3 separate regions of the Homo sapiens genome follow, and regions 1 and 2 are each linked to region 3. Evidence: chromatin contacts called from ENCODE Hi-C data. All regions are on one chromosome and are shown on one strand. The core of a region is the stretch at or near the end of the contact, and the rest is flanking DNA. Distances in the headings are between cores, read along the strand shown. Region 1 holds the start of FAF1 (Fas associated factor 1). Region 2 holds the start of BTF3L4 (basic transcription factor 3 like 4). Region 3 holds the start of USP24 (ubiquitin specific peptidase 24).

What was found. A loop is a pair of places that touch in the nucleus more often than their neighbours do. Pooled maps may share reads with other maps.
Region 1: a loop to region 3 is called in a map of CD8-positive, alpha-beta T cell, with 33 times the contacts of the local background. The contact joins the promoter of FAF1 here to the promoter of USP24 in region 3. A Hi-C loop is called at or near these places in 2 of 168 maps with a recorded cell type or tissue (CD4-positive, alpha-beta memory T cell and CD8-positive, alpha-beta T cell) and 9 of 50 pooled maps.
Region 2: a map of CD8-positive, alpha-beta T cell shows a loop between it and region 3 (25-fold over the local background). The contact joins the promoter of BTF3L4 here to the promoter of USP24 in region 3. A Hi-C loop is called at or near these places in 3 of 168 maps with a recorded cell type or tissue (CD4-positive, alpha-beta T cell, CD8-positive, alpha-beta T cell and naive thymus-derived CD4-positive, alpha-beta T cell) and 9 of 50 pooled maps.

Annotation. Positions count from the first base shown.
Region 1 is chr1:50,958,925-50,961,923 of GRCh38, reverse strand. FAF1 (Fas associated factor 1) reads left to right here and starts at 1,657. Exons shown (of 19, transcript NM_007051.3): 1 at 1,657-2,157. The coding sequence starts at 2,113. It also overlaps a transcript of CDKN2C not described here. RefSeq lists silencers at 1,691-1,850, 1,961-2,010 and an enhancer at 2,321-2,370.
Region 2 is chr1:52,054,627-52,057,558 of GRCh38, reverse strand. BTF3L4 (basic transcription factor 3 like 4) reads right to left here and starts at 1,264. Exons shown (of 6, transcript NM_152265.5): 1 at 1,180-1,264. It overlaps TXNDC12 (thioredoxin domain containing 12), which reads left to right and starts at 2,368. Exons shown (of 7, transcript NM_015913.4): 1 at 2,368-2,559. The coding sequence starts at 2,463. RefSeq lists enhancers at 349-1,060, 1,061-1,774 and silencers at 840-1,079, 1,940-2,344.
Region 3 is chr1:55,213,878-55,217,084 of GRCh38, reverse strand. USP24 (ubiquitin specific peptidase 24) reads left to right here and starts at 1,721. Exons shown (of 68, transcript NM_015306.3): 1 at 1,721-2,295. The coding sequence starts at 1,972. LOC100507634 (a long non-coding RNA gene) reads right to left here and starts at 1,677. Exons shown (of 1, transcript NR_038320.1): 1 at 1-1,677. RefSeq lists silencers at 1,544-2,053, 2,124-2,313 and an enhancer at 2,774-2,833.

The sequences.
Region 1 (2,999 bases), core at 408-2,907, 4.3 Mb after region 3:
CACTTCTTTATATTCAGTGAAACTGAACAATTAGGTCATATTTCTGATTTCTCATGAATATATTCCCAGTTTATGGAGCCTAGGCCTTGCTGGGTGTGGTGGTATGGCTCACACCTGTAATCCCCACTCTCAGGAGGCTGAGGTGGGAGGATGGCTTGAGCACAGGAGTTGGAAGCCAGCCTGGGCAACATAGTGAGGCCCTGTCTCTAAAAAAGTAAATAAATGATACAAGTTTAAAAAGTTCTTAAGGGAAGCCTAGGCCTTCATGCTACATGATGATTTCACTAGTTATTTTAGCTCTACAGGATAAAATCAGCAATCTTACTTCACATTTTCAAGCTTTTACATACTTTCCAAAGCAAGTAAATGCCCCATGACAATCCAGAAGCTGATATTTTCCCAAGTCAAGGATGAACAACTTCCACTGTCACACTTTCTCTAACCTGGACGACAATTACAAACTGTCACACTTCATTGTACATAGTCTTTGGCTGTTTTAGTTACAGAGGTTGTCAATTTCTGACCATGGGTTGAAACTTTCAATATTTGGTGAATATTCCAAAATAATTTCTTATGAAAATGAATAGGCCGGGTGCAGTGGCTCACGCCTGTAATCCCAACACTTTGGGAGGCCGAGGAGGGCGGATCACGAGGACAGGAGTTCGAGATCAGCTTGCCCAACATAGTGAAACCCCGTCTCTACTAAAAATACAAAAAAAACTTAGCCGGGCTTGGTGGCGGGAGCCTGTAATCCCAGCTACTATGGAGGCTGAGGCAGGAGAATCGCTTGAACCCAGAAAGCGGAGGTCGCAGCGAGCCGAGATCGCGCCACTGCACTCCAGCCCGGGCCACAGTGCGAGACTCCGTCTCAAAATAATAAATAAATAAATAAATAAATAAATAAATAAAAATAGACTGACTATATTCAAAGCTGGATTCAAGTTTTATCCCATTTGTAAGATGTCTCAGCTTAAAAAAACAAATATAACTGCAGCAGTAGAAAGGTTTTCCCTTTTTTCCCCCTTTGGAGCAACCCTATTAACTCGAGGTTGTTATTTCTCATAACTACCTTATCAATTAAAAAAAATGCTCCTCCTCTTCTCTGGAACGAGATTTTTACCTTTCTCAGCTTCCTCGTCTCTCCCATGTCTACCATGGCAGTCTGGTTACTTCTGTGTTACGGAGTCTGAGGATGCAGACGTCAGGGAGCTTGGGACTGGGTGTGACAGTGTGGATTCGGTTTTGACAGGTTGAGCGTGAGAGACTATATGAAGCTGTATTTTGCTGAAACATTGTAGAGAAAAACATATATTTCTGAAATGCTGTTTGTTAGACGAGTTGTAACAGTGTGTTTAGTTGGTTTGTGAGGGTGGTGTGTATTTGTGTGACTAACCACGTGAGGTGCACAATCTGGTCCCCGCCTCAGCTAGGGGGAGGCGCTATCCTGAGGCCTTTGCTTAAATCCAAACTGGAATAACCTGTTGCGAGACTTGAAGCTTCCGCAGCTGCAGGTTGCAGTCTCTGCCGCCAGCGCAGAGATCCTGGCCGGGTAGTCGCGCGCTCAGCGCTTGACAGGAGGGTGGTCACGTGGAGCCGCAAAGCGGCGCTTTGCGACCTCGATGACAGGCAAAATGTGCGACAGCCGTGGCGCTGGCCAACCAGGGGCGGAGGCGGCGGCCAGGGAGGAAGCGGAGGAGGCGGAGGCGGCCGCGGCGTTCGCCCGCCCGCTCGCTCGCTCGGTTTCCCCGCCCCCGCCGGGCTTAACGCCGCTGAAGGTATCCGGGTGCGCGCTGTCGCAACCTGCCCTCATCCTGGCCCGCGACTGTAAGACCGGACCCACATCCAGACCAATCTTCCTGTCCGGGCTGCTGCGACGCGGGCTCCGCAGGTTGCAGGCGGGCGGCCGGGGCGCCTGAAGGTTACCGAGTGCATGAGCGCCTAGCGCTTCCCGCGCTGCCCCGCCCGCTGGCCCGCCGACCCGCCCGCCGGCTCGCCCGCCAGCCCCTCGGCGCCCGGCGGCGGCGGCGGCGGTGGCGGCGACGGTCGCAGGAGGTGCCGTCTGCCTCCCAGGTGCGCGCTTCGCTCCCGGAGCCGCGGAACTCGGCGGCCGCCATGGCGTCCAACATGGACCGGGAGATGATCCTGGCGGATTTTCAGGTGAAGTATCTGGCCCTCTTCCCCTCCCACTTCCAACCTCGTGGGTTTCCGGTGCCACAAGGGAGTCTTCTTCCCAGCGTTTGAACGCTGCAGTGGTGTGTCATTTAGGCTTTTATACGGTGCGTGGCGTGTGTGTGTGTGTGTGGCGAGCTATGGAGAAGCGTATAATTTATATGCTATCATGAGTGTGTAGAATGTGTTAAGTACGGGTTGAATGGGATTGGAGGTATTAATGACTTGGGTTACAATGTGTGTGGAATGTGTAGTGTTTCCTGTATTATATGGGGGGACGTGTAGAGTTTTTGTTTTAATTGGTGTTGGACCATTAAGTATGGGATGTTTTGGGTGGTTCTGTGGGGAGAGATGTATGGAGTGTGAGCGTGGAGCGTGTGGTGTTATGGGCGTGGTGTATTTATATTGTATTAAGGGAAGAGTAAAAAAGCAGAATGATGAGATGGCGAGGGCAATGACAATGGGGTACTGAGGTCCTTTTCAAAGAGGAGTAAACATTTGAGACTTTGCCTAATTGGAATCTTTGGAGGGTAAGAAGATAACAAGGAGACAGATAAGACTATATATTCCAGAGTATCTCTGCAATGAATTCACAAGCTTAATAAATTACCTATTCATATTTGCGGATTCCCCTCCCCTACAGACTTGAATTGCTTGGTTGGTGTCCTTTCTCCAGGAATACTTTAAAGGATAAGTAAAGGCTGTTCTCTTAATAAACCCAGTCGTAGTGCCACTGACATGTAAGTATCTTAGGAAGGCCCTTTGAAAGTAGAACTGTATGCATTGTGAAAGACTTGGAGCTAGAACTAATATCCTGTGAGTGCTACCTT
Region 2 (2,932 bases), core at 15-2,514, 3.2 Mb after region 3:
TGATGTCATCTCAACATCTGCTAGCACCAGCAAAGTATAAATTACAAACGAAACAGTTCCCTCCCTCCCATCTTAATAGATTAGGAAATAAGGGCCCAGAAGGGAGAAGTCCCTTCCTAGGCCCAAAAGGGAGAAGTAACTTCCTAAAGCCACATGATTAATGAGTTCTTCCTTGGGGATTCCAGGATCTTTTAGCACTGTTCTCAAGGACTCAAGAAAGGGTGTAAACAGGTTTATATTTATTAAGTGCCTAAGTTAGAAGCATTGTGGTAGGCACTTTCACATACATCATGTTTACACAGAGATAAAAATAATTGCAACCTTGAGTCCTGACTTTTTATTATGTAGGGTTTCTCTAAGACAAGCACAGGCTTTGGAATCAGAAAGACCAAGGTTCTACCAGTTGGGAAAGGTATTTTTCTTCTCTGAACTTGTATTCCTCCTGCATTTGGAAAGGTATAACACCACGTACTTCACAGGGTTGTTTTGAGGGTTAAAACATTATCAACCACAGGGAATGGTTCACAGAAGATACACAGTTACTGGTAACTATTGTTACCACTCCCGAGGGGACAACTATGGTAAACTGCAAGAATGTGGGAACGGAAGTTGAAACCGCCATTCACTAGCTGTGCAACACTGAGCCTGTCGGTCAGCAGGCAGTGGGAGGGGGGTTATAAAGATGGGCAAGGGACGCCGACTTGTAAACAAACACTGCCATTACAAGGTGAAGAGTGCTGTAACTGAGTTCGGTTCCCTGGACTCAAGGGCGGGAAGTGGTAACCTCAGCTTCCCTATCTGTAGACTGGGAGCATCAAATGAGATGACAACAGAGAGCCTGTATAAAGCTCAAAGCACACAACACTGCTGTTGTGAGCAAGGAGTAATGGAACAGAGGAGGGGCGTCCACCTGCCTCCTGGGACAGGGTCTGGGCGGCAACAGGGCGGGCCCGCTCGCTCCCACAGGGGGCGGTGGTGCTGGGGACCTTCCCACAGGTGCCGACCCCCAGCTGCGCCGCCGGTAACCGACAGGCCAAGCCAGCCGCCTCCGCCCCCGCTCGCCGCACCACGGCGGAAGTGGCAGCCTGAGCGGTTGGCGGGTGTCGGAAGGGGAGGGCGGGGGGAGACCGTGCGCAGCGGCCTATGGCCGTGAAGTGGCGGGACCGCCGGGGGTCTCACCTGAAGCAGGGAGGGTCCTCCAACACCAGCACGCGGCAAGAGAAAGATGGCTGCCTCAGCCGAGACAGAGAAAGACGACGGCGGCGGCGGCGGCGGCGGGAGCAGATCCACGTGATACAGCCGACCCCGCCTCTCCCTCTCCGGGGCAGCCTATCCCGGGAGCGAACATCTGAACTCCAACGCCCCGCCTGCTTTGCGCATCCCTCTTAGTGCTAGTGGCGGCAGGTGCAGGTGGCCGCGCGGCATCCTGGGGCTTGCAGTCTCCCGAGCGTTCTGTTGTGTCCCTGCCTACAATTTTAGGGAACCTAATAAAAGGGTGGTCGGTATGTTTTTATTTGGGTGTGTACTTTTGTTAGGTCGCTTTTTCGCTATGCATTAAGTACGGACTTTAGGACTCAACTAGTACCAGGAAGAAAAAGACCGGACATTTTCACCTGTTTGTTATACAGCGAAGGGGAAAAATTGGGAAGAAATCCTCAAGCTACAAGAAAAATAACCAGAAGCTTTACACTTTAGCCTGCAGTGACTTATATCCTGGTGTCCTAAGTCCACCTAAGTCAGTTTTGCAATAAGAGGTCCCAAGTTTGGTTTTCTTGGAGCTTGCATCAGTTGGTTGCATCATCCCTGAGTAGAAGATTTGCGGTTGCAAGGAAAAATAAGGTACAGAGCTTCTCCAGCGGGAAAGTGCATGTCTGCACGGCACGAGCCCACGCACCGCAGAACAGGCTTGCCAGGTCTCCTCAGAGACCCTCGCAGGAACCTAACAATGAAATCCAGTTGTCCAGTCTTGATTTGTGGAGGGGTAAGGAGAATCCGAGGCCAGTGGGCAATCCGCCCACTGTTGGGAGCGACTGACCTCACGAATCAATAATTTGCTTTTGACTAGGAAGTGCAGCGGTTCTTGGGGGGAGGGGCTGGACTGGGTGGCGGACGCGAGGAGCAACGGTTCTCCCGAACCTCTCCCCCGCCCCTACTATCTTGGCCTACATTTTCCCGCTCCGTCCCGGGACCTGGACACCCAGAATCCACGAAAAGCAACTCGCGCTCGAGAACAGCTCTCGTACCCTTCTACGTGATCTGCACCTTTAAGCTCACTCCATCCCAAACCGGACCCCGGAGGCACCACCCACATCCGTCTAACATCACTTCCTTCAGAGTTTGAAAAAAAAAAATCTGGGAAGTAGAGGTGTTGTGCTGAGCGGCGCTCGGCGAACTGTGTGGACCGTCTGCTGGGACTCCGGCCCTGCGTCCGCTCAGCCCCGTGGCCCCGCGCACCTACTGCCATGGAGACGCGGCCTCGTCTCGGGGCCACCTGTTTGCTGGGCTTCAGTTTCCTGCTCCTCGTCATCTCTTCTGATGGACATAATGGGCTTGGAAAGGGTCAGACCGCGTTCTTATCTTCTCTTTACTGATCTTTACTATACTGATCCCAGTATAATCTCTTCTTGCCCTAGCACCGTTCCCCTCCCATTCTAACTCTTAGGCCACTCCAGATTTCTTTTTATCTTCCCCAACCGCTCCTGGAGTTTGAAGATTTCTTGGGGTAGAGAGTAGCGGGTCTGGGGAATGGAGAAGTTGTACTTGAGGCCTCTCTAAATTATTGGATTGGGGGGAAGGAATGGCCCGTAAATTAAGGAAAGCATGTTAAGAGCCCAGCATAGTGCCTAGCACTTGGGAGGTCCTGAGGAACGGTCACCTTCCCACCTGGGAGAAATAGAGCCGTTGGGGACCTGCATATGCAGAGGACCCTGTT
Region 3 (3,207 bases), core at 472-2,971:
ACAACAAATACAGTAACTTCATTTAAAAGTAAACAATAGTGACAAATTCACCCTGTAAATCAAATTGCTGGTATTTATAAACACAGGTGGCAAGTTACTAGGTACGAAGGGTTCGTGGTCCAGGGGAAAATATGCCAGCAGAGTGCAGAGACAATGTCTAGGTACCGGCCCTAATTTAATATTTGGTGTATGTAAAGATCTTCGTGAGTGCTGGGCTGGCAACAGCAGGGGTTTGATGGGATGAAAAAGTAAGGTTAGCTGGATTTCAGGTTCAGGAAGAAACCAGGATGAGGACATTAGAAGATGAACTCAGCAAGTATGTAGGAATAGGCATAGGAGATGAACTCAGCAAGAATGAAGGGATATCCGAATCTTGGGAAAGGGTGGGAAAATAACCTAGAGAACTATGGATTGAAGGAAATTGAAGAGGAAAAATAGCAAGGACTTAGGCCCAGGACGGCTTTGAATGCGGCTCAGCACAAATTCGTAAACTTCTTAAAACATGATGAGATTTTTTAAAAGTTTCATCAGCTACCATTAGCGTTAGAATATTTTATATGTGGTCCAAGACAATTTTTCTCCTTCCAATGTAGCCCAGGGAAGCCAAAAGATTGGACACCCTTGGCTTAGATGGTGGAGTCAAGGGAACTAAAGATATGACCCCAGTGTGCCAATGCCAAAGGTGAGAAGAGAAAGCAAAGAAAGCAGGCCTTTAAAGAGGTAGAGGAATCCTCAAAGGTGGAAAGAAACAGGGATAGGATGCTGCCCAAGAGGCAGGGACAAAGAATCGGAGCCAAAGACTGCGGTAAAAATGTGGGAAGGTGATGTCCACGATGTTCGAACGAGTCCGTGGCCGAAGGAAGTAAGAGTCTGGGTTTCTGGAGGTTTTCATACAGAGAACTGGGATTTAGATTTCGGGCTGGAAAAATATATTTTGGACTCTCAGGGGCTTTCAGGGTAAGAGTTCGGTAGAGTTCAGTCAGCTTGGCGGAGACAGGTAGTCAGTTAATGTTGGAAGGAAAATTCGGACAGCTGGGAATTAATTTCAACGGGTTTAGGGTGATTTCGGCAAGGGCTGGCGGGGCTAGGGTCGAGTGTGAATTTCGTCTTGGGTGGTCCACGCGTCTGGTTTGGGCAGGAATTTCTGTGGGCAGCGAGGCGTATTCAGGCAGCGTTGCGGGTGAATCTGCGTGGGATGAGGGTGGATTTCCTTCAGGACTGCGGTGCATTTCAGGCCGGGGTGGAGGTGCCTCACAGCCGCGGCGCAGGGAATTCCCTCTAGGATGGGGGAGCGGGTCGGGCGGCGCCGGCCAGGGAGGGGAAGTCCAACGGGGGTTCGGAGAGGCTCGGGGGACTCGGACGGAGAGAAGCCGGGTCGCGGCTGCGGAGGCTCGGCCGGCCAAGGGATTTCCGCGACGTTCAGCGCTGCGAGCTGCGCGGCGCTGCGGCCCCTCCCGTCCCGGGGGAACCTGTTGCCGGCGAAACAGGCGGGCGGTGGCGACGATGGAGAAGCCTTCCTCGCCTCTGCCTGGCTGCACGGCAGCCCTTTCACCTTAGGCACGCTCCGCGGCGCGGCCCCTCCCTCCGCTCCTTCGTTTAAAACAAACAGAATACGCCGCCGCCAACCCTAGCCTGCCAACGGCGAGCACGGTCGCCTCCCGTGCCGCTTCCGGGAGCCGAGGCGCGGCCCCGCCGCCCGGGGAGGAGGAGGCGGAGGGGGAGGAGGCCAACATGGCGGCGCGCAGGGCTGGGCCGGGCCGCAGCCGCGCCTGAGCGCCTCACCGCACTAGCTCGGCTCGCAGGACCCAAGCCCGCACCCAGCCTGGCCCGGCTGCTGCGGAGCACCCGGGGCAGGAACGCAGGGGCCAACCTGGGCGCGGAGGCGGCGCGGAGGGTGCGCCGCGCGGCCCGCCAGGCCCGGGACCCGTAGCTTCGCCGTGCGCTGGCCGGGGCGGCCAGGAGGCCCAAGCCATGGAATCGGAGGAGGAGCAGCACATGACCACGCTGCTGTGCATGGGCTTCTCAGACCCCGCCACCATCCGCAAGGCCCTGCGCCTGGCCAAGAACGACATTAACGAGGCCGTGGCACTGCTCACCAACGAGCGGCCGGGCCTCGACTACGGCGGCTACGAGCCCATGGACAGCGGCGGTGGCCCCAGCCCCGGGCCCGGCGGGGGCCCGCGGGGCGACGGCGGAGGTGACGGCGGCGGCGGCGGCCCCTCCCGCGGCGGGAGCACCGGAGGCGGGGGCGGCTTCGACCCCCCGCCCGCCTACCACGAGGTGGTGGACGCGGAGGTGAGGAGGGGCAACCCCAGACCTCTGTGGGAAGCCACTGGGCTGGAGTTCCTGGGAGGGGACACACCCCGCTGGGCTTGGTGTGGGGAGAGAGGGCATTCGACTGGGGCTTTAGTGGGGGCGGGGCGGAGAGAGAGAGAGAAGCCCCAGGCTCCAGTTGGGAACCGAAGTCACTTGATTGGGGGTAAGTGGGGAGAGGGACCCATAGGAGAGGCGTGTGAAAGGGAATTAGGGATGCGCAGCGGAGCTGTGGGTTGGGGTGAGGAGGGGTCCCTTAGGCTTCCGGCTATGCACGCCGACGATGGGGAGGAGGCTCCAGGGCTATCATCCGAGATGGGAGGACAGACACTTGAGCATATAGTGGGAAGGATGCGTGCAGTAGGGGGTCGGAAATGGGGTACTAGTGCACTAGGCTAGGTCGGAGATTTTGTGGCACGAGGTTTCAGTGAAGGATTGGCGGAGGCACCAGGCTCAGAGTCAGAAAAAGCGGTGTGGGCCGGCCAGAGTAGTGGTCTTTGACAGGATCACAGGAAAACTGTTGGGGTTAGGAGTGAGGTTGGGGTTTTAGCCAAGGGTCGGAAAGGGGGGGCATTGAGTAGGATTTAAAATGAAGAGGGAAGGGGCCGCGGCCAGGAATGAGGACTTGAATAAAATCAGGTATGAGAGCAGTGGGGATTGCACTGAGAGGGCAGAGGTGGGAGGCCTGGGCAGGGGTGGGAGCTGAGGAGGGTCTAGGCAGGGATGGGGACTGGAATTGGAAGATAGAGCTGGCACCAGGTCTGGGTAAAGAGGGAGTACTGGTCATCGATAAGGTCAGAAATGAGAGAAAATTAGACCGGGGAAAGAGATGGTAGTCATACTGAGGGTGCTATGCAGAGGGGCGCGGAACAGGGTGGGAGCGCAGTGGGGGTG